3 separate regions of the Mus musculus genome follow, and all the other regions are linked to region 2. A link is a loop called in an ENCODE intact Hi-C map of the cell type or tissue named here. Cell type or tissue: heart. All regions are shown on one strand.

What was found. Hi-C counts contacts between places; a loop is a spot of excess contacts. Peaks named below come from ENCODE experiments on the same cell type or tissue, not always from the same donor. Only the 100,000 strongest peaks of a DNase experiment are listed, where the experiment ranks them.
Region 1: it touches region 2 in a loop (2.1-fold over the local background); 12 of 42 quality-filtered maps call a loop at or near these places.
Region 3: a loop joins it to region 2, with 2.8 times the contacts of the local background. A loop is called at or near these places in 8 of 42 quality-filtered maps.

What each region holds. Positions count from the first base shown.
Region 1 is chr15:98,785,098-98,793,097 of GRCm38, forward strand. It overlaps Wnt1 (wingless-type MMTV integration site family, member 1), which reads left to right and starts at 4,760. Exons shown (of 4, transcript NM_021279.4): 1 at 4,760-5,195; 2 at 5,767-6,020; 3 at 6,595-6,860; 4 at 7,319-8,000. The coding sequence starts at 5,092. The coding sequence ends at 7,807. In heart, CTCF peaks have their summits at 868 (motif pointing left), 3,044, 4,586 (motif pointing left) and 4,794; DNase peaks (open chromatin) are centred at 4,592 and 6,791; H3K4me3 peaks cover 3,390 bases; H3K27me3 peaks cover 7,023 bases.
Region 2 is chr15:98,705,980-98,713,979 of GRCm38, forward strand. Ccdc65 (coiled-coil domain containing 65) reads left to right here and starts at 2,215. Exons shown (of 8, transcript NM_153518.2): 1 at 2,215-2,557; 2 at 3,076-3,243. The coding sequence starts at 2,417. In heart, CTCF peaks have their summits at 2,151 and 4,658 (motif pointing left); a DNase peak (open chromatin) is centred at 2,202; H3K4me3 peaks cover 649 bases; H3K27me3 peaks cover 2,223 bases.
Region 3 is chr15:98,800,474-98,808,473 of GRCm38, forward strand. Ddn (dendrin) reads right to left here and starts at 7,452. Exons shown (of 2, transcript NM_001013741.1): 1 at 7,132-7,452; 2 at 3,309-6,727. The coding sequence starts at 7,340. The coding sequence ends at 4,804. B130046B21Rik (a long non-coding RNA gene) reads left to right here and starts at 5,842. Exons shown (of 3, transcript XR_003951472.1): 1 at 5,842-6,751; 2 at 7,763-7,849. In heart, CTCF peaks have their summits at 3,811 and 4,975; DNase peaks (open chromatin) are centred at 3,808, 4,988, 7,118, 7,518 and 1 weaker place; H3K4me3 peaks cover 4,787 bases; H3K27ac peaks cover 2,068 bases; H3K27me3 peaks cover 7,946 bases.

The DNA.
Region 1 (8,000 bases), 79 kb after region 2:
TCTCTCTCTCTCTCTCTCTCTCTCTCTCTCTCTCTCTCCACACACACACAGACACTCAGGCACACACACACAAAGTGATTAAATGTTTAAATTAAGGGCTGGAGAGATGATTCAGCTGTTGAGAGAGCACTGACTGCTCTTCCAGGGTCCTAAGTTCAATTCCCAGCAACCACATGGTGGCTCACAACCATCTATAGTGGGATCCGATGCCCTCTTCTGGTGTGTCTACAGTACACATATACATAAAATAAACAAATAAATCTTTAAACATTTTAAATTAAACACAAGTGCCCCAGGAACAGTAACTAAATCTATCAGTCATTTCTTCCTCAGAGTATAGCTTGGCGGGAAAGGCTGATCCATTCTGAGAGTCAAGCTCTTTTAGAGTCAGACTCAGGGAGTTTAGTCAGAAATCATACTTAAAAAGCAGACGAGATGGAAACAAAAGGTGCCAAAAAGGTGGCAGGCCAGACCTAAAAGTCACTTTCTTTCTGTGTCAACTCTGAAAAGGGACCCCAGCCTGCTCTGCTGCATATCAGGCAGCCACTGAGCCACTGACGATGCAGAAAGAGTGTGCATAGGCTTTGAGTTCAAAGGGGCTGTCAGGTCTGGGGGAGGGAACATGCCCCTAATCTCCACTGGAGGACTGGAGGAAGAGAGGTCAGAAGTTCAAGGCTAGCTAAGACCATATCTTTAATTTGAAGCCAGCCTGAGCTACATAAGACCTTATAGCAACAAATACGCAAACAAAAATCAAAACCAACCAGGCTAGAAAGATGGCTCAACACTTAAGAGCGCCTGCAGAGGGGTGGGGGTTTAATTCCCAGCACACACATAGTGGCTCAGGGAATCTGAAGCCCTCTTCTGGCCACTGCGTGAACTGCATGCGCATGATACATGTGCATACATGCACACAAAATACTCAAAACACATTAAAAAAATAAGTCTAGCGGTGGTGGCACACGCTAGCACTCAGGAGGCAGAAGCAGGCGGATGTCTGAGTTTGAGGCCAGTCTGGTCTACAATCCAAGTTCCAGGACAGCCAGGGCTACTCTGTCTCAGAAAACCAAATAATCAAACCAATAAGACTCCTCTACCCCCAAAAAACAAAAAAGCAAAAAATAACAACTGGGTTTGGGTTTAGCTTTGAGATAAGATTTTACTATGTATCCCAGGCTGGCTATACTAGAACTGGTTACTATGTATCCCAGGCTGGCTATACTAGAACTGGTTACTATGTATCCCAGGCTGGCTATACTAGAACTGGTTACTGTGTATCCCAGGCTGGCTATACTAGAACTGGTTACTGTGTATCCCAGGCTGGCTATACTAGAACTGGTTACTATGTATCCCAGGCTGGCTATACTAGAACTGGTTACGTAGACCAAGATAGCCTCAGACTCACAGATGTGACTCACTTGCTTCTTAACTCCCAAGTGCTGGATTTACGACCGGTGCCACCAAGCCTGGTGTCCCCAAGGCTTTTTAATCCTCCTGCCTCAGCCTTCCAGGTTCTGGGACTGGCAAGCATGTGCCCCCACACAGAGTTGGCCTGGGGATTGTTTATTCTATTTTTCATTAGTTATTATTTTGTTGTTGTTTGAGATGGGATCTTTCTACATATCTCAGGGTTGTCTCATGTTTGGAGCAATCTTCTTATATTTTATTGTATGTGTGCCTGCATGTGTGTACATGCGTGTGCGCTCATGTGCATGTGCGTATGTGTGTGTGTATGTCTGTGTGTGCATCTGTGTGTGTGTGTGTGTGTGTATTGTATGTGAGCAAGTGTGCAAGCTCATGGAGATCAAAAGACAAGTGTTTAGAATCAGGTCTCTGCTTTCATCACATGGGCCCCAGGGATGAGGCGCAGCTCACCTGGCTTGCCAGCAAACACTTGTTTGTTTGTTTGTTTGGTTGGTTGGTTGGTTGGTTTTTGGTTTTTTCGAGACAGGGTTTCTCTGTATTGCCTGGCAGTCCTGGAACTCACTCTGTAGACCAGGCTGGCCTCGAACTCATAAATCCGCCTGCCTCTGCCTCCCAAGTGCTGGGATTAAAGGCGTGTGCCACCACGCCCAGCTCAGCAAACACTTTCTTTCATCTGCTGGGTCTTCTTTGTTTTGGGGAGGCCTTTCTTTTTTTTTTTTGTTTTGTTTTGTTTTGTTTGCTGTTGTTGTTTTGTTCACACATTAAAAAAAATTAAAGGTTCACTTTGTAGCTTTTTGTTTATGCCCATATGCGTATTCACATTTGTGTGGGAACGTCCTTGGAGAAAGCAGGAGCAGGAGTTACAGACAGTTATAAGCTGCCTGACCTGGGTGCTGGGAAACACCTCAGGTCCTCTGGAAGAGCAGTAAGTCCCCTTAACCAATGAACCATCTATCCGTCCAGCCTACATTTAATTTGTTTTCTTATTTACTTTGTCTGCATGTGCATGTGTGTGCATGGGACACTGGATGCCTGTGGAGGTCAGAGGTCAGTCTTCTCTCCTTCCATCCAGCGACGCTCGGGGACTCATATCCTCAGGCTTGGCAGCAAGTGCTTCCTTGTCCCCTTAGTCAGGGATTCTCCATGTAGCCCTGGCTGCCCTGCAACTCTCAATGTAGACCAGGCTAGCCTCGAACTCACAGAGATCCATCTGCCTCTGCCTTCCAAGTGTTAGGGTTGAAGGCTTGCACCACCACAGGCCTTGCTTTGGGTTTTTGAGAGTGTCTACAGAATGCTGGGAGGTGAGGAATAGCCTTGAACTTCTGATCTTCCTGCCTCCCAAGTGCTGGGGTTACAGTCATGCGCCACCAATTCCTGGCTTTTGCAGTGCTGGTGATCCAAACTAGGGCTTCATGCAAGCGAGGCAAACACGGTATCCCAGTTCCTGGGAATGTGGCTTTAACATGGATTCATTTATTAGCAGGGACCTGGGACCTGAAGACACTGCCTTACCAAGCATCTCCTCTGTGAAATAGAAGAGAGGAGAAATATTAAGATCCTGGGAAGGGGGCGCTTCCCTGTGTGACAGTGGTGCGTGATAACCAGGCTGGCAGTGCCCTCTGCATCCCACATTGGGAACAGCAGCCTGATACTCCAAGGCTGCCATGACCCTGAAGATCACTGGAATCAGGAGGAAAGTAGAATCCACAATGGAAGAGTTAAGGCTCTTGGGTAAGAGTGGGAGAAAATGGGGGTGGGGGGTGGGGACACTGCAGAAACCTGGGAGAAAAAAAATCCAACTAAAATCAGGAAACACATGGAGGCACAAATTTGCTAATCTTTCTTTAAAAAACTGTTTCAGGAGATTTATTTTATGTATGTATGTATGTATGTATGTATGTATGTATGTATGTATGTATACGTGCACCTGTGTGTGCTTGGTGTCAGTGGGGCTCAGACATCACCTGATTCCCTGGAACTGGAGTTACAGGTGGCTATAAGCCACCACTTGGGTGCTGAGAACAGAGTCCGGGGCCTCTGGCAGAGCAGTCAGTGCTTTTAGCCACTGAGCCATCTCTCATTCCCCCCAATTATGTTCATCTTGAGTTGGGCAGGTACGGTGGCGGAATAGGCCTGTAATCCCAGCAGTCACTGGACCATCATGGGTTCTACATATTAAACCTTTATGTTAGGTAGGGTCACACAGCAAGATCCGGTCACAAAACCAGCAACAACAAAACCAAAAGGAGCCAGCTTCTTCCCACAAGCATTCTTTCCCTCAGGTCTTCAGCTCCATCTGACAGCTACTCGGCTGGTGGTCCTATCCTTTCTGAGCCTAGTTGCCAGAGAAACAAGCCCGGTTCATCTTCATGACTAGCACATCTAATGATAAGCACAGGTTGACTCAAGGTGCCATAGGGTGACACTAGGTACCCAGAGCGACAGAATGACACCTATGAGTGCACGTCGTTAATCACAAACACACACACACACACACACACACACACACACACACACTCATGCACCCACCTGCAAACACAATTGCAGCCTTCTGGACGTCTCCTGTCACAGCCCCACCTCCTTCCTGATACACTGCGTTAAGTGGTGACTGTAACAAAATGACTTCATGCTCTCCCTGTCCTGAGCCAAATTACACAATTATTTGGAAAGGGCTCAAAATGTTCTTCGTTAGAAGTTTCTGGATACACCAATACACAGGAGCGTGCACCCTCAGAACACATGTACACTTTGACTTAATCTCACGGGTGACACACCGACGCTTACACTCCCCCTAGCCCACAGAGGCAAACTGCTGGGCGCTTCTGAGTTTCTCACTGCCACCAGCTCGGTTTGCTCAGCCTACCCCTACACCCCACGCCCGGGAATCCCTGACCACAGCTCCACCCATGCTCTGTCTCCTTCTTTTCCTTCTCTGTCCAGCCGTCGGGGTTCCTGGGTGAGGAAGTGTCTCCACGGAGTCGCTGGCTAGAACCACAACTTTCATCCTGCCATTCAGAATAGGGAAGAGAAGAGACCACAGCGTAGGGGGGACAGAGGAGACGGACTTCGAGAGGACAGCCCCACCGGCGCGTGTGGGGGAGGCAATCCAGGCTGCAAACAGGTTGTCCCCAGCGCATTGTCTCCGCGCCCCCTGGCGGATGCTGGTCCCCGACGGGCTCCGGACGCGCAGAAGAGTGAGGCCGGCGCGCGTGGGAGGCCATCCCAAGGGGAGGGGTCGGCGGCCAGTGCAGACCTGGAGGCGGGGGCCACCAGGCAGGGGGCGGGGGTGAGCCCCGACGGTTAGCCTGTCAGCTCTTTGCTCAGACCGGCAAGAGCCACAGCTTCGCTCGCCACTCATTGTCTGTGGCCCTGACCAGTGCGCCCTGGTGCTTTTAGTGCCGCCCGGGCCCGGAGGGGCAGCCTCTTCTCACTGCAGTCAGCGCCGCAACTATAAGAGGCCTATAAGAGGCGGTGCCTCCCGCAGTGGCTGCTTCAGCCCAGCAGCCAGGACAGCGAACCATGCTGCCTGCGGCCCGCCTCCAGACTTATTAGAGCCAGCCTGGGAACTCGCATCACTGCCCTCACCGCTGTGTCCAGTCCCACCGTCGCGGACAGCAACCACAGTCGTCAGAACCGCAGCACAGAACCAGCAAGGCCAGGCAGGCCATGGGGCTCTGGGCGCTGCTGCCCAGCTGGGTTTCTACTACGTTGCTACTGGCACTGACCGCTCTGCCCGCAGCCCTGGCTGCCAACAGTAGTGGCCGATGGTGGTAAGTGAGCTAGTACGGGGTCCGCCACTTGTCCTGGGGCAAAGAGCCAGGCACGGGCCTTACCCAGCTCCCACGCTGTGGGGATCACCAACCTACAGACCCCCCTCGTGCATTGTGACTTCACATCCAGGGTGCTCACACCTAGAACTAGCTCTGCTGAAGTGGGGGCACATCATTGGCATGCAGAAGCCCAGATACACCAGGCTCAGAGACCATTCCCATTTAATACGACCCCGTTTCTGCTGAGCAACAGGTCCCAACCTCGCTGTGGTGGGTGCTCAGGTGTCCCTTAGGTCTTGAACCAAAAAAAAAAAAAAAAAAAAAAAAAAAACCAGATATTAGCTTTGAGGTGAGGGAGTGGAATTCCTAAGTTTTTCAAGGTGGGCAAGGCTGCAGGTGGGGTTTCTCCTCGGGGGCTGACTTGAAGAAAGGAAGAGCTAAGGTAGCCATGCCTTTTCTGTCCACTCACTAGACTCTGGAGCTCAGGGCCAGGCAAGGATAGGGTGGTACAGCCTGTATGGTTAGGATGCAGGTCCCCTCCCCTGGACTGAACCCTTATGCATCCCGCCAGGGGCATCGTGAACATAGCCTCCTCCACGAACCTGTTGACGGATTCCAAGAGTCTGCAGCTGGTGCTCGAGCCCAGTCTGCAGCTGCTGAGCCGCAAGCAGCGGCGACTGATCCGACAGAACCCGGGGATCCTGCACAGCGTGAGTGGAGGGCTCCAGAGCGCTGTGCGAGAGTGCAAATGGCAATTCCGAAACCGCCGCTGGAACTGCCCCACTGCTCCGGGGCCCCACCTCTTCGGCAAGATCGTCAACCGAGGTGGGTGCCCAGGAAAGCGACGCTTCCGGGATTAAGGGAAAAGCAGGGTCATCTCCAGGGCATAGGCGGGCGAAGGCAGGGAAGACATCCCAGGGTTATATGTGATCAAACTGAGAATCGCCTGGTGCCGGCAGTTACCGTAGGTCAGCACCAGATTCTTTCTAGCCTTGCGTTGTGAGCATGATCTTTAACGTTGCTGAGCCACTGGCCCACAGAAAGGGAATTCCGGATCGTGGGCGCTGGGCGACAGCTGTTTTTCCCTAGCCTTCCTCAAAGGTACCTGGGAAGCTGATCTCTGAGGGCTAGCTAGGGTTGTGCTTCGCACCCAGCAAAGTTTGCACTGCCAATACTAGTAGCGATCTTGGCTATGCAGATTTGTTCTACTTGGGAATCTCCCCTTGGAGCTGCTCTGCTAAGGCTCTGGAGTCTCAGTAAAGCTTAGAGAGGAGGGCATTCCATGCTTCGCACACATGACTCCAAGGATGTTGGACTGTAGGGTACCAAGTCTTCCAAACAGGGTGCTGAGTTGGCCCCACGCCTTCTCTCAACTGATGCGGGGTCGCTTCACCCACAGGCTGCCGAGAAACAGCGTTCATCTTCGCAATCACCTCCGCCGGGGTCACACATTCCGTGGCGCGCTCCTGCTCCGAAGGCTCCATCGAGTCCTGCACCTGCGACTACCGGCGGCGCGGCCCTGGGGGCCCCGACTGGCACTGGGGGGGCTGCAGTGACAACATCGATTTTGGTCGCCTCTTTGGCCGAGAGTTCGTGGACTCCGGGGAGAAGGGGCGGGACCTACGCTTCCTCATGAACCTTCACAACAACGAGGCAGGGCGAACGGTACGTCGGTGTGTCCGGAACCAATGGCAGGGGAGATGTAAGACAGGTGCACGGGGACAGAGGCACAGGGAAGGGGCTTCCCGAGAGAGTGGGACTCTAGGAGGGAAGACAGAGAAGAGGTGGTGGTTGAGGGCAAAGAGGTTCCTGAGCTGATGACAGAACAGAAGAGATTAGCAGGCTATCAACACGTGGGATGTATTGAGATGGCTCCATGGCACACTTTTGAAAGATAAAAGTGACTTGCTGGCGTGGAGCAGAGTCTGGCCGAATGTCCCTATCTCAGCGGGCCATTTTGCACTTCCTCTCTCCCGAGCTTAGTCACACCTGGACCTTGGCTGAAGTTTCCACAGCATCGACGTGACCCGGGTGGGGTGGGGGTGGGGAAGTATGGGTGGTGGTTCGTGGGATGTTGGCTTTGACCTTTTCTTCCCTCCTCCCCTCGTCCCCTCCTCCCCCAGACCGTGTTCTCTGAGATGCGCCAAGAGTGCAAATGCCACGGGATGTCCGGCTCCTGCACGGTGCGCACGTGTTGGATGCGGCTGCCCACGCTGCGCGCTGTGGGCGACGTGCTGCGCGACCGCTTCGACGGCGCCTCCCGCGTCCTTTACGGCAACCGAGGCAGCAACCGCGCCTCGCGGGCGGAGCTGCTGCGCCTGGAGCCCGAAGACCCCGCGCACAAGCCTCCCTCCCCTCACGACCTCGTCTACTTCGAGAAATCGCCCAACTTCTGCACGTACAGTGGCCGCCTGGGCACAGCTGGCACAGCTGGACGAGCTTGCAACAGCTCGTCTCCCGCGCTGGACGGCTGTGAGCTGCTGTGCTGTGGCCGAGGCCACCGCACGCGCACGCAGCGCGTCACGGAGCGCTGCAACTGCACCTTCCACTGGTGCTGCCACGTCAGCTGCCGCAACTGCACGCACACGCGCGTTCTGCACGAGTGTCTATGAGGTGCCGCGCCTCCGGGAACGGGAACGCTCTCTTCCAGTTCTCAGACACACTCGCTGGTCCTGATGTTTGCCCACCCTACCGCGTCCAGCCACAGTCCCAGGGTTCATAGCGATCCATCTCTCCCACCTCCTACCTGGGGACTCCTGAAACCACTTGCCTGAGTCGGCTCGAACCCTTTTGCCATCCTGAGGG
Region 2 (8,000 bases):
AGACAGCACTTGTCTCTGTCTTCTTCTTCTTCTTCTTGAATTTAGTTGTTGTTGTTTTGTCTACATATATGTCCGTGTACCACAAACATGCCTGGGACCTGAGGAGGCCTGAAGAAGAAGTGAGATGATTGTTAGCAGTCCTGTGGGTGCCAAGAATTGATCCTGGGTACTCCAGAAGACCAGCCAGTGCTTGCTCATAAGTACTGAGCTATCTCCCAGTCCAGCCTCTTTCTCTTCTAAGGACACTGATCCAATCCAGGGAGTGCACTTTCATGGTAGTCCAAACTTCATCACTTCCCAAGGGTTCTACCTCTACTCTTTTCAAGACAGGGTCTCTCTGTGTATCTCTAGCTATCCTGAAACTCACTCTGTAGACCAGACTGTCCTCGAACTCAGAAATCCACCTGCCTCTGTCTCTTGAGGGCTGGGATTAAAGGGATGTGTCACAAACACCCAAGTACCTGTTAGTAGACGTTGGGGTTGCAACAGTTCCCTACTTTTTTGCCTTTGTAGCTTTGTTTTCCTAAATGTCTCATATAACATTCACAATAATACTGTCACCGCCAGCAGGGACTACAGCTCAGTGATGTGATCAGAGCAGCCTAAGGAGGCTCCGGGGAAGCTATGGGGACTTCTTCTAACTCAGGTCCTCTTGGCTATGTCTACCACAGAAAAGAATTCCAGGATGAGTCAGAGTGAGGAAAAGCTGGCTTACTGATGAGACAGAAAAACAGACAGACAGACAGACAGACAGAGACACAAGAGAGAGACAGAAGACTGAAGAGCAGGCATGAGAAGGGCACAGCTGGCTGCCTGGAGGTCACAGTGTGTGATTGGGGGCTTCGATGCTGCTTCAGGTGCAGATATTCCTAGGAGGGAGTGTGCACTGGTGTACATCTTTTTGTTAGCCACAGATTTTGCCCTTGAAAAGTAGGGTTAAAAAAAAATTTTTTTTAAGGAGCTGAAGAGGGCTGGTGAGATGGCTCAGTGGGTAAGAGCACCTGACTGCTCTTCCGAAGGTCCGGAGTTCAAATCCCAGCAACCACATGGTGGCTCACAACCTCCCTCATCTGGAGTGTCTGAAGACAGCTACAGTGTACTTACATATAAATAAATAAATCTTTTTTAAAAAAGGAGCTGAAAAGATGGCTCAGCGGTTAAGAACACTGGCTGCTCTTCCATAGATCTTGAGTTCAATTCCCATCAACTCACAACCATCTGTCATGGGGTCTGATGCCTTCTTCAGGCAAGCAGGTATACATGCAAATGAAGCACTCACACATTTAGAGAGAGAGAGAGAGAGAGAGAGAGAGAGAGAGAGAGAGAAACAAATTTAAGCTGGAAGTGATGACTCCTACATTTGATCCAAGCACTGGGGGTGGGGGATGTGGGGCGAGGCAGAAGTAGATGGATTTCTATCTATACAGTGAGTTTCTGGCCATCCAGGGCTACACTGAAACACTGTCTTAATTTTTTAGTAAGATTTATTTATGTGTATTTGCGTTTCTCTTGCATGTATATGTGTGGACCATGTGTCTACCCCATGTCCACAGAGGTCAGATGAGGGAGTCAGATCCCCTGGGACTGGAGTTATGAACAGTCATGAGCTGCCCATGTGGGTGCTAGGAACCAAACCCAGGTCTTCTGCAAGAGTGGCAAGTGCTCTTTGCCTCTGAGCCATCTCTCTATCACTAAGGAGACAATTTACAAAATATTTTTAAATATTTTATGTGTATGTGTGTTTGTGCACGTTAATGCAGCGTCCACCGAGGCCAGAAAGGCGTGTTTTGATCTCCTGAAACTGGGGTTCCAGGTGCTTGTGATCTCAGACCATTGGGCTTGGCAGTACCTCCCTTACCCAGTGAACCATCTCATTATTTGTATGTATGTGTAAGTGGTTTTGACCTGTTCTACGAAATCCGATGCTGTCTTCTGACCTCTGCAGGCACCAGGCATGCGCACGGTGCTCAGACACACACGTGGACAAACCAGGCATACACCAAATTAAAAAGTAAAATGGAAAAACTATTTGAAGACATTTATTATTTTTTTAAGAGAGACTAGGGTTCTTGATTTAAAAAAAAAAAAAAAAAAAAAAAAAGCCTACTTAAAAGAACTGACTGCGGTCCTCCGGCATGCAGGGGGCGCTGAAGTAATGCTGCCTCCCTATTTCTCACCCCGCGGTCTTAGCGAAGGTCCTTGTTGCTAGGAGACAAGATGCGTCTTTCTGTTCTCCAGCTGGGAGTCGGGTGTCGCCTGAGCACTCTTGGCGTGGAGGACAGAGGTCTAAGGCCCCATTACCTTAGCTCCAGAAGGTCCCTCCCTGTCTATGGGAAGTTTTTCTTTCTAATTCCTCACAAGTGGCTCGTAGCAGCAGGCAGAGGCTCCTTGCCCGGACCCAGTCCGCAGCCCAGCCATGTCTAAAAAAGGAAAAAAGCCCAAGTTGCCCAAGGCACCCCTGTCCGAGGAAGATCAGCTGCTTATATTTCAGCAAAAGATGCTGGCTGACGAAGAGGCAGCCAAGAAGAAAGAGAGACTCCTCACCCAGTTCTTGAAGGTGATGCTCGTCTGCAGTGTGTCCTGCCCAAACCCCCAAACCCCCAAACCCACCGCCCATGCACTGGTACCGTTGCCTGGGGTCGCGTCCTTGTGGCAGGCTCATTTTCATCCTTTCCTATCCCTCTGAAGTCCTTGGTCCCAAAATACATGGGCTTCAGACAACATTGGTTTTTGCCTAGGGCATTCTCTGTGAAACATGGGGGAGGGGAGAATTGAGTTTGGCAGTATCAACCGAGCCCCCAGAATTAGGACAGTGGATGCTGTCAGGTGTCCAAATTCAGCTGTCTTGAATTCTGAGGTTGGGTCTGGAGTGGGGTCGTTAGAAACTCTTCTCTGATGCTTCACCCTGAAGGGAACCCATTCATTGGAAACCACAAACAGGAGCCCCCGAGTGTTGGCTGCCAAGGGCTTTGTTTGTGAGAATACACGGGGACTGGTATTTTTCAGCGTGGTATCGATAGCACCGAGGTGGACCTTTCGCCTTGGCTGAAACGCATGTGATTACTCCTCCCTCAGGACAAGTTGGCCAAAGAAGAACACAACAGCGCTCTAAACCTTAATAAGATTAACACGCAGTGGAGAACCATCCTCAGGGAGGTGAAGACCAGAGAGCTTCACCAAGACATCGAGATCCTCAGCCAGACCTTTGAACGCGTGGTGGACTGTAAGGACAGCGTCATCAAGGTATGCACCCTCTCGGGCGTGGTGGCGCACACCTTTAATCCCAGTACTCGAGAGGCAGAGGCAGGTGGATTTCTGAGTTCAAGGCCAGCCTGGTCTACAGAGTGAGTTCCAGGACAGCCAGGGCTACACAGAGAAACCCTGTCTCAAAAAGACCCCCCCCCAAAAAAAAAAAGAAAGAAAGAAAGAAAGAAAGAAAGAAAGAAAGAAAGAAAAAAGAAAAGGGAAAGGGAAAAGGGAAAAAAGAAGGAAAAGGAAAAGGAAAAAGGGAAAAAAAAAAAAGTATGCACTCTCTCCAGAGAGCAGGCGGGGATGGCTTCCAGACCTTCCTAGGTAGAATGGGCCTAGTGAATTATTTATTATTTATTGTTGTTATTGCTGCTGCTGTTACTATTATTATTAATTATTATTTTGAGACAAAGTCATGTATCCTATTATTGTTATTACTATTATTATTACTTTTGAGACAAAGCCATGCTTTCCTATAATGGCCTCAGACTCACACGTAACAGGATAGATAACCGTGAACTCCCCACCCTCCTACCCCAACTTCCCAACTGCTGGAGTGGCAGGTGTGAGCTACACAGCTGGATCTACCTAATCAGCCTTCAAGCCTTCACCAGGCACAGGCTGTGACAAACGTGGCCTATTGGTTCTAATCACTGTCACTGAGATGAGAAAGGAATTTCTGAGCTGTAACTCTTCTCCCCTACCTTAGAGGCTCTGAATCCTATGGGGCAGCCAGCATCACCAGCAACTTGAACTCAGGCCCACGCCTTTATTTCAGTATCCGAAGGCTCAGTTCCAGAGAAGGAAGCTGACCTATCCAGGGTTGTCCAGTTCCAGGCAGAAGCCGAGAGGACTCTCGTGTGGATATTTTGTTCTTTCTGAAGGGTCTCACTCTGTAACTCTGGCTGTCCTGAAACTTGCTATGTAGCCAAGGCTGGCCTCAAACTCACAGAGATCCACCTGCCTGTGTAGGTGCTTTGGCCTAGTCCACTGCCTCATTCAAACAGTTTGGCCTCCTTGATTTAACATCAGAGGCTCTGGACAAGGTCGGGAAGCCCTCCCTCACAGAGGTAAGAGCAACTCTGGATTTCCAAACCATTCAATCAGCCATCTTAACGCTCTTTTGGAGAGAGACAGGAGACTGAAACAGACTTGTGTAGCCCAGATGGCTGTAATTAGCAATCTTCCTATTTCTGCCTCCCAGAAACTGGGATTATTGGAGGTGCCATCAGCCCGGATCTGCATATGCTCTTAAGAAATTCCTGAATCACTCTCATCTTTTAAGGGATTTTGATGCATCCATTTCTTAAAACCTATGGGTATGGGGGCTGGAGGGATGGCTCAGAGGTTACCGGTAACCACACGGTGGCTCACAACCATCTAGAATGAGATCTGGCGCCCCCTTCTGGCCGGCAGACACATGCAGGCAGAATGCTGTATAAATGATAAATCTTTAAAATCCTGTGTGTATGGTATGTGTGGGGGCGGTACATGCCCGTGGAGGTCAGAGAGAACCTTGTGGCATCAGTTCTTTCCTTCTACCTCCCTAGGTTTAACTGCTTCCTTGGCTCGGCGTGTCTCCACCTCCCACTTTTAAAGTTCCTGTGGTTTAAGCAGAAATAAAGCCTGTGTATGGGCCTTCTATTCTCTGTATTCCCTGTACAGCCTGGCTTTGGGATTGGTGACCTTGATGGCCACCTTGCTGCCCTTCCCAGAGAAGCCTTGGGAATCTGGGGGGCTGTGGGGGGACATCGATGAGGTTTGTCAGGTGAGGGTGGCACGTCCAGCCCCTTGATGCTGGGGACCAGAGGTTTACAGAGTCCCTGGGCAGCACACGCTTGCTTTGCTTGTCGGTCTCATGACCAGTGCTGAGCCTCAGCATCTTCTCCGAAACCTACTGATGGCCCCGAATTTCTGTTTAGTCCTGACATATGGCCGGACTTATGCCGGAGGAAATTCTTGGCCCCCCTTTTCATTATCTCAGGCTTCACTAAAGATCTGAGTGGAGCCACAATCCATGCAGGCGGCCAACTTGAAGGTGGCACCAAGGAGTTTGGGGGCGGGGGGAGGCGGGGTTACAGCTGCTTTTATTTGTTTTTCTTTTTCTTTCTTTGGGTGTTTTGTTTTGTTTTGTTTTGTTTGTTTTTTGGTGTTTTGTTTTGTTTGAGATAGGACCCTTGCTGGCTTGGAACTGGCTGTGTAGATCAGGCTAGTCTCAAACTTAGAGAGATCTACTTGAGAGGTCTACTGTCTCCTGAGTGCCAGAATTAAAGACATGCGCCATCATCAGTCCCAGTTTGTCCCTGTTTCAACCCTACCTTTTACAGACTACCTGTTCACTGACTCCTCTTAATCTTTTCTTCTCTCTTTCTTTTTCTAAAGATATCTTTTACTTATTTTATGTATATGAGTACACTACAGCTCTACTGATGGATGTGAGCCATCATGTGTTTGCTGGGAATGAAGGTTGCTCACTCTGGTTCGCTCTGGCCTAAAGATTTATTTATTATTATACCTAAGTACACTGTAACTGTCTTCAGACATACCAGAAAAGAGCATCAGATCTCATTATGGATGGTTGTGAGCCACCATGTGATTGCTGGGATTCAAACTCAGGACCTTCAGAAGAGCAGTCAGTGCTCTTAACCACTGAGCCATCTCTCTAGCCCCCTAATATTTTCTTCTCGAACAAAACTTCACAGTGACAGCAGATATTCACTGTACATCTTTCCTTCTGCCTAAGCCTTGCAGGGGTGAGGAGTCAGTAGGCCCAGGGCTGCTTCACACTGCTGGTTTTTGTGTTTTCTTTTTAAAAAGTTATTTATTTTTATTTTATGTGCATTGGTGTTTTGCCTGCATGTGTGTCTGTGTGAGGGTGTCAGGTTCCCTGGAACTGGAGTTACAGACAATTGTGAGCTGCCATGCAGTTACTGGGAATCAAGCCCAGGTCCTCTGGAAGAGCAGTCAGTGTTCTCAACCTCTGAGCCATCTTTCCAGCTGTCTTAGTCAGGGTTTCTATTCCTGCACAAAAGCATGACCAAGAAGCAAGATGGGGAGGAAAGGATTTATTTGGCTTACACTTTCACACTGCTGTTCATCACCAAAGGAAGTCAGGACTGGAACTCAAGCAGGTCAGGAAGCAGGAGCTGATGCAGAGGCCATGGAGGGATGTTCTTTACTGGCTTGCCTCACCTGGCTTGCTCAACCTGCTCTCTTATAAAACCCAAGACTACCAGCCCAGAGATGGTCCCACCCACAAGGGGCCTTTCCCCCTTGATCACTAATTGAAAAAATGCCTTACAGTTGGATCTCATGGAGGCATTTCCTCAACTGAAGCTCCTTTCTCCGTGATAACTCCAGCTGTGTCAAGTTGACACAAAACTAGCCAGTACACCAGCCCCAGCCTCCCCGACCCTCCAGTGCTGGGGAGCAAACCCAGAGCCTTGGACAAGCTAGATGAGTCCTCTATCACTAAGTCACACACTCAGCCCTGGAGGCTTTAGACTTGGTGTGTGTGTGTGTGTGTGTGTGTGTGTGTGTGTGTGATGTGTGTGCATGTGCGTTGTACGGACACATGTGTCTATGTAGGCCAGGGATTGCTACCACATATTTTTCCATCTTTTTGTTTGTTTTTAGAACATGGTGCACTTGGGCCGTAGAGAAGCCTCAGCAGTTACGAACGACTGTCGTTCTTGTAGAGGAGTCAGGCTAGATTCCCATCATCCACCTGGGGTACAAGCACCTTAACTCCAGTACTGGGGGGCAGAGGCAGGTGGGTCTCTGAGTTTGAGGCCAGGCTGAGCTAGAATGAGTTCAGGGACAGCCAGGACTACCCAGAGAAACCCTGTCTCAAACAAACAAACAATGATTGTGCTGGGAAACCACCACACTCAGCTACCTTATAACAACAACAACAACAAAACCCACAAAAATTGAACTTTGTGTGTGCGCATGAGTGACGTGTGTGCATGTGTGTGTGCGCGCGCGCGTGTATGTGTGTGTGTACGCGCGCGCGCGCGCAGATGACGTCTGTGAGTGGGTGTGCATGTGCTACAGAACATGTACAGAGGCCAGAGAACAACCTGTGGAGTCTGTTCTCTCCTACCTGTAACGTGGGATTGAACCCGTCTCTGAAACCATACAGCAAGCTTTTCCACCCACTGAACCATCTTGCCTCACCCGGTGCTTCTCCAGACTTTCTGAAAGTCAGCAAATAAGAATCAGATCCTTTGGGCTGGAGAGATGGCTCAGTGGTCAAGAGCACTGACTGCTCTTCCAAAGGTCCTGAGTTCAAATCCCAGCAACCACATGGTAGCTCACAACCATCCTTAATGAGATCTGACGCTCTCTTCTGGTGCATCTGAAGACAGCTACAGTGTTGTACTTAGCATAATAATAAATAAATCTTTAAAAAAATTCAGATCCTTTAACTATAAGTAGGGTCTCTCTATGTAGCCCTGATAGCCCCGGAGCTCACTATGTGAACCAGGCTGAGCCAAACTCGCAGAGATCCGCCTGCCTCTGACCCCTGACTGCTGGGATTAAAGGCGTGCGCTGCTGTGCTTATTTTCCAATCTAGGCAGTGTTGATCCTTGCTGGTGCTCAAACTTTCTGGTTTTTGTTTTGAAATTCTCTGAGCGTCCTTTCTTCCCTAGTGAAAGTGTTTCAGTTACCTCTTGATAATAATAAACCACCCCGAGCTAGTAGCTTACAACAGTTTCATCATTACGTTTTGCGGTTCTGTGGATAGC
Region 3 (8,000 bases), 94 kb after region 2:
CCCGCCATGTAGCCGGGACTACAGGTGTATGCGTCTGCCCCATGTGAAGGTCAGATGCTTGCTTTATGCTTGCCTTCAGTAACCTCTTCGTGACCAAGGCCTCTTTCTTCCCAGGGCCTTGTTCCCTGTGGAACTCATGTCTTCTCACATTCTGGACGCATCTGTTTCCTCATCATCTTTGTGAGAACTACCTCAAACATCCCTTCTTCAGCTTTCCCTTGGCAGAGTGACCTTGCCTGCCCGAACTCTTGAAATGCTTTGCTGGCCATCCGTGTATGCAGTAGACCAGGCTTGCACCTGCATGAGGACACAGGTTAGGTGTCTCTCATTTTGCCATCCTTGCTAGCACCAGATAGGGACATTATATGCCCTCATCAAATGATGAATAAGTGGATTCATGGATGAAGAAGCAGACGCATGGATAGATGGATATGGAGAGGCACTTGAATGGATGATAGATGAGATGTGGATAGATCAGTAAGTGCATAGGTAGGATGCATGGATAGATGCATGCATAGGAAGGATAGATAGGTGAGTGGGTGGATGGGTGGATGGATGGAAGGATGACTGGATGGGTGGATGGGTGATGATTGGATGGATAATTGGGTGGATTGATGGGTGGGTGGATGGATGGATGGATGGATGATTGGATGGTTAATTGGGTGGATTGATGGGTGGGTGGATGGATGGACTGATGGAGCATTTATCCACAGATGACTTGTATATCCTAGTTAATACAAGGAGATTCAAAGAAGGGAGCCTACCCCCATGGCATGCCATGAAGAGGCAGGAACACCCCTAGTTTAAATTTTTCTCTCTATGTGCACCCTTGAAGACTTGTCTCCCAGAGGCATTTGTGGCTATATCCCATTCCCTATGAGTCCAAGTCAAGGAGGTGTCCTCCTCCCACTTCTTTCCATAAAATATGGAAGAGTTCACAAATTTGAATGTTGGCCTTGCAGAGGCACTGCGCTAATCTCCTCTCAGCTGCTCCAAATTTAGTGTAAAAGTGATCTCCCCAAAGGTAGAAGGTGTGCCCGAGTCTCCTCGATGTCCCTGGAACACATGGTTAGTGGGCAAGTGGACAACTGAGTAATTACTGAGAGAATACTACCCTGTCCTCAACGAACACTCTGTGCACACATCCCAGGACCCTGCATTGAGCGGCTCTCCTCTCTTGCAAACACATCCACATTACTGATCTCTGTTTTGTTTTGTTGTTTTTTGGTTTTTCTGAGACAGGTTTCTCTGTATAGCTCTGGCTGTCCTGGAACTCACTTTGTAGACCACGCTGGCCTCGAACTCAGAAATCTGCCTGCCTCTGCCTCCCAAGTGCTGGGATTAAAGGCTGTGCCACCACTGTGCTCACTGATCTCTTTGATGTCCCAGTTATAGCTCTTGGGTTCCCCACCCATTTGTAGGGGGACCCAGGACACCTCAGAGCTCTCCCAAGTCTAAAAAGGGCAGGGTTCCTGGCTCCCTTAATGCCTTATCAAGCACAACAGAACTCAGGGGCAGAAAATGTTCCCAGGAAGAACTTAGCTGTGGGGAGAGTCATGGGGTCCCCTGCTAACCTAAGATGTGTTGCCCCCAAAAGAGTAGCCCTCCAGGACCTGCTGTCTTTTCTCCTGATCAAGGGGGCAGTTCCAGGGTGGGGGTGGTTGTGCCCTCCTTCAGAAGGCTGGGTAGCTGGCAGACACAGCTAGATTTAGAAGTCATTTTCACAGCAGGGAGTCGCTAACCTGCCACCCACAGGGCCCCATGGGGCCTAAGATACTACTTACCAGGGTCTGGCCCTGAAACCTGCAGACACTCCTCTCCTTCTCTCCCAGAACTTTGGCAGCTGGCTCCGACTCTATCCTTGGCAAGCTCTGGAAGAAGGCACGTGTTGCCCTGACACCCTAAATACCCAAATGTTCCCCCACACAAAATGGGTGGTTGTTACCTAACCTAGGATATGCCTTTTTCAATGCTGGGGACCAAACTCAGGACTGTGTACATTCTAGCCACACATGCATACTACCATTGAGCCACCACCACAACCCGGTTCCAAAGGGACTTCTTTTTTTTTTTTGGAGACAGAATCTTGCTGGGCTGAACTGGGATAGGCTGGAAGTTGCTGTGTAAACCAGGCTGGGCTCAAACTCATGACCATTCTCCTGACTCCAGTTTTCAAGAAAGTGCGCCATGCCTGGCTTCCTTCTCTCTCTCTCTCTCTCTCTATCTATCTATCTATCTATCTATCTATATATATATATATATATGTTTTATTTTGCCTGGATGGCATGCAGCTCATTATGTAGACCAGGCTGGCCTTGAACACCCAGAGACCCACCAGCCTCTGCCTTCTGAGTGCTGAGATTAATGATGGAGAGTGCCACCAATGGAGAGTGCCACCAACCGGGCTTCTTTCCCTAATTTTTATCTACAAGTCACCTCCTCTGTGAACTCTCCCTGGATTTTCTAAAACTAGGATCTCCCTTGATTGACTCTTCCTAGAACTTAACACAACCGTCCTCACTGTCAGACAGGCCTTGCCATTTCTGCCCTTGAGCCCAGCCCAGAGTCTAGTTCCTAGGAAGTGTTCAGTAAATGCTAGGTTTCGCTTGGCAGCAGAAAGGACTGCATTGGACGTGGTAAGACCTTTGGTATCTTTGATCTTTGCCCAGGGTGACCCGGCTTCCTTGGCCTCATCCACCAAGAGCAACAGGAAATGTGTAGGTTTCAGACAGGATCGCAGGTGAATGAATATTCCTGCTGAGCTCCGACCAGTGAACGCCCCTAGAGTTGGGAAACCCGAGTAGGAGACCCTTATCTGCTGAATAGAAGCCAGCTGTGGCTGTGGTCTGGGAGCCCTGCCCCCTCTGCGTCCTGCCTTTGGGTCTCTCTGGGTGTGATGTCAAGCTAATTGGAGGCTAAAAGCCTGAGTGGTTTGAGAGCGGTCTAAGGAGTTGCGGGAGTTAGGGTTAACGGGAGTAGGGACAGAGGGATGGGTCACCAGACCTGGTGACTGAGTCTGGGCGAAGCCCCCGCTCCTGCCCAGCCGATGGCTAAATTTACCTAGACTGACTCAGCCCTTGCCCGGAATGAGGGGTGGGGGGGAGTGCACCAGGGCAGAGGGAAGAGCCGGCAGGGGTGCGGCGGGGGGCAAGGAAGGGAGAGTCCCAGCCAGGGAACAGGGTGGACTAGAAGTTTCCACCAGAGAGGAGTCCTCCTCCCCCTCACAATGAGCGGGAAGAAGTCAAGAAGGACTGAGGGAGGGACACAGTGGGGGATAGGTCAGAGAAAGAGAGACTCCAGAGCTGCATAAAGGGGCGAGTAGATTTATTGGGCGCCTGCTATGTGCCAGGCACTGTGCAAGACGCCTTATATACATTACCTCATTAAATCCTCACAACAACCCTGCGAGGTAGGTGTTTATAAACCCCCATTTGACAGATGAGGAAACTGAGGCTCAGGGAGGTGAAGTGATTTGGCCAAGGTCACATGGCTAATAAATGGCAGACACAGAGGAAGTGCCCAGGGTTGGAAAGAAAGAAAAGAAAAAGAAAAAAGAAGAAGAAGAAGAAGAAAGGCTTAAATGTCAGTCTCAAACCGGTTGGCGTGGATTAATACAAAGAAGGGCTCGGCGCGCCCCAGAAGTCTGGGAGGCCGGAGGCCTGCTCCCGGCCCCGCGCGCGGTTTGGAGGTGTCAAGGCAGGAAACCGGCGCCGGTAACTAGGGATCCAGATAACTGGCAGTGCTGGTGTAGGGGCACTCGAGCACCAGCAACCGGGGGAATCCGCGACCTGCGCGCGCCCCGTAGTGGCTACAGCGAGTATCACACCCCGCACCGTCTGCTGAAAAATCCACCTTCCTCCTTGCCTGGCTGTTTTCCTTGGAGAGACACAGAAATTGTCAAGGTCCTATCCGGTGGGCGATACCGTCTGCGTGGAAAATCCCGGTAACACTTCAGAGCGTCACTAAGGACACGGAGATGGAGGAGAAGGGGAAGGCCTAAAAGTGTCCCAAGCTGATTCATTGGCTACCTTCCCTCTCCAGCTTGGGCCACAGCAGGCTAGAGGCAGTGAGAGGGCCATGATCCTGCTCGGCTGTGGGAGCACTCACCTAAACTGGGAAAATTGGAATAGAAGCCCTTTGTCCGTTTAAATCTGAAGACCTTGACAGTCTTCCGAACTGAGGATGACCGAAGTGGGTAAGAACCCTCAGATTCTCTCTACTCGCTTATTCACAAAATCCTAGGGACAAAAGAATGGGAGGCAGAAAGCGCTCATTTTACATTTACAGAAGTCCGGGATGCCCGGGCGCAAAAATAGTTACTCTGAGGTCCACCAGCTAGGTCAGTGGCAGAGTTGGAATTGAAACTTGAGTTGTAACATCAAAGAGAGCCCTCTCGCCAGGTTGCTGGTTGTGTGTATGCATTCATTTCTTCTCTGCCCAAAGTTCCTCTGTCTCCTCCACTCAGTCACTAGGTTCAAGGCCTCTCCATTACTTTTTCTCTCCTGTCAGGGACCCTGCCCTGCCCATCGCAGGCACCATCCCTGCCCCTTCTCTTTCTCTGTCGGAACAGTTCCACACCGAATGTAGCAGGTGTGGATGGCCCACCCACACTTTCCCTGAAACTAACCCTTGAGTTGGCAGACGCTACCTTCCCTGGTTCCTCCTCTCTCCTCTGTTTCAAGTGTGGGAACAGGTATAGGTGGGAAAGAAGAAAAGGAAGCAAACGAAGCCTGGAGAGAGAGAAGGAGCAGGTGAGCCCAGGGTGGATGGGCTGAGCGACACGAGAACAAAGAGGGGCATCGCTCACTCCCTCTCTCTATTTCCCTGTGGCGTTTTCCTGGTGTCCTCTCGGATGAAGCCTTCCTCGGTTTGACTGATGACATCCACAATCTCCCGGATACTGTCGCTCAGCCCTGCTGTCTTCCCGCCTTCCCTGGGCCGGGTGTTCCCAAGCGCAGGCAGGGTCCTCTCATTCCGCCAGGAGGCGCCTGGGGCGTCTGTGTCGCTTCCATCAGAGGAGCCGCTATGGACGCTGAGATCCTCCGCTTCGTCTGAGTCCGAATCTGGGGCGGTGTGGCGGCGGATGCGGGACACGGCTTCTCGCAACGCCCCGGCGTAGGGCCCTGGAGTCCGCGCCCAGCCCCCGCCCGCGCGCCGCGGGACACCAGCCGCTTCTGAGCCCTTCAAGCTGCCGGCGCATACCGGAGCCGCTGGGCCTAAGGTCGGGTGCTCTTGGCTACCTGGCTGCGTGGGGGCGTCTCGCGGGTTCACTTCTCCGACAGGGAACCCCAAACCGCTGGAGGAGCGCTCCTCCAATGAAGAATCCCCCTGCTGTCCGACCTCGGCCTCGCACTCGCGACCCTCGCTCGGTTGGTTTAAGACTCGACTGCTCAACAGTCGCTTTTGGCAAACTGAAGGGTTGGCAGCGGCCCCCTCGCCCTCCTCCTCGTGACAGGGCTTGGGTTGACTAAGGCTGTCGCTCACACTGCACGACTCCCCAGAGGGCACGAGCTGACCCTGCTGGGTTCGAGGGGTCGGAACGTACTGGGACTTTATCACCACGCATGTGGCGTCAATGACAAAGATGCCTTCTCTACCAGCGGGACCTCGGGAAATGCGGGGCAGGGTGTGGGCACGGCGGGTCACCTTCCAAACTTCCAGGGTCTCATGTTCTGCCCCCTCTCTTTGACCCAGGGACTCTTTCCACCCGGTGCCTCCAGGAGCCCAGGGTCTAGGGAGCGTCTGGCTGTGCCTAACTGGAGGCTTTTTAGGGGAGGCAAGCCAACACGTGGGAAGCCATATCTGCTCACTTCCTTCTTTCCCTTTCCTTGACCCCCTGAGGTGCTGCCTGGACCTGGGAACAGGACGAGGTGGGCTGCTGATCGCGGACCTAGAGAGAGCTGCGTCCGTGCCTGGACCGCCAGTCGTTTTGCCTTGGGAATGACTATCGCCAGCACTGTTCAGGCCAGCAGCAACTAGGCCTGAGCTTTTCTCTATAGCCCCTTTGCAAGACTCTGGCCTAGCTCTGGCTGCTGTACAGCCTGGAGCACCTCCTAAGAGTCCCCGTCCCTGTCTGAGACCCCAAGCTCCTAGAACATCCCGGTAGATTCGAGGATCCAGCCTCTTCTTCGTGCGCCCTCCCTCTGTCCTGGTGGTGGCTGGAACTGGGGCTGATGAGGTGGGCGCCCGGGAGAGCTCCGGGCCTCGCTTAGTCCCCAGGGTCCTGTGGGGACCTTCATAAGAAGGTGGAGCCACATAGGGTGGCGGCCGGTCCCAGCGGCGCCTTGGGGCTGTGCCTGCAGAGCCTCTCAACAGCAGGTGAGCCTCGTAGCTAGGGGGCCCTGGCCTTCTGCCTCCCCATGGCCCCGCCCATGCAACCCCTGGGTCACCCTGCGGGAGCACGGATGGTCGGGGCGCTCGCCCCACCTGCCCGAAGCGCTCTGGTCTGGAGAAAACTGGAAACCCTGTAGGTTGGGCTGCCCGAAGGGCGTTCCGGGGCTCTGGGCGGGGCTGACCTAGGGGACTCCGTCGGGCCCCGCCAGCCTTGCGCCTTTTTCTCTCGGTCTCCTTGGCCTCCCGCTCCTGCGACGCCGCCTTTCTTTTCTCTTGTTCCCGGGCTCGGACCTCGGCGGGGGGGCCCGCCCGCCAGTTGGTTGCCTCCTGCAGCACCCTGGAGGCCCAGGGTCGGCGGGGTGGCGGCTCAGGGGATCCCGGGCGCAGCCTACACCTGGGACAATGAGCAGGAACCCAGGTGAGCAGTTTGCGGGGACAGAGAGCCGAGGTCCGGGGAGCTGGGAGCACTGGAGACCACTTGGGGCAGCCATGTGGGAGGGTTCGTGTGAGTGTCTGAGCGAGTGCACGTGCGTATATGTTAGGGCTAAAGTCGAAATGAGACTCCTCGCCATCTCTCCATGCACACTTTAACAGCGACTGCCCCCATCTCACCGCCTGCCACTAGTACTCCTGTCCCCCTAAACAGCGCTCAATGATTCAGGCCCCAGTCCTCGACGAGTGGGGGGAGGGAGGCGCGGGAAAGAGAAGGGAACAGCAGCAATTGCTGGTGCCAGCGGGGAGGTCTGGACCCCACTTCCCGCCCCACCACTTGCTGCCCCTCACCCCTCCTTCACTCACGTGCGGCTCTGGGGCCCACGGGCCCAGTAGCTGGCCTGGATGTCCATGGACTGTCGAGAAGGAGCGCGACGACTATAATGACAGGAAATAGTCTTCACTTCAATCACCAACAGCTTGGACTTCTGCACCCAGAGGCAGCTGCCGGACTCCTCATCCTGGAGCTCCCGGGGGCTGTCGGGCCCCTCGGAGAATAACGGGCCATCCAGCATCCTGCCCCACCCCACCCCGGCCCCCCACCCTCCCACCCGCCCCGTGAGCCCCCTCCCAACCCAGGGAGCCGGCGCCCACTGCAGAGCGGCAGGCCCAGGGACTGGCAACTATATATACCCGGGCACACGTGTGTGCCTGTCTGTGCGTGTGTGAGTGTGTGCTAGCGCGCGAGCGCGCGCGCATGTGACACGCCGCCGTGGACGGCTCCGCGCTGCTTCCTCCCCCATGTGCACGGCCGCCCCCTGGGGCCTGGGATTGGACGCCCCTTCCCACTCACTGCTCAGGTCCCCCAAGCCTAATGGGACCTGCGAGTGGGCGGGGAGAGACTTCTGATTCTTGCCAAGCTTACGGTGCCCTCTCCTCCAGCCCCCATTTCTTCATCCTTCCCGAAGTTTTAACCCTTTGCTTTCCTGCTTGTCAGGTTGCCTGACCACCAGTGCTCTCTCTATTCCTGCCTGCTCGCCCAGACTCCTTTCTCCGACAGGGAGTGGTGAGAACAGAACTCAAGGTCTCTGCCTGCCACTCGCTGCTGGTTTCCATGGGGTTGGGGTGCAAGAGAGGCTGGCCCACAGCTGGGGGGAGCGGGCTATTTTTAGTGTCGGTGGCATTCGGGTGCAGCTGAGATGAGTAACCAGTTCCTAAGCAGTACAGAGAAGAGG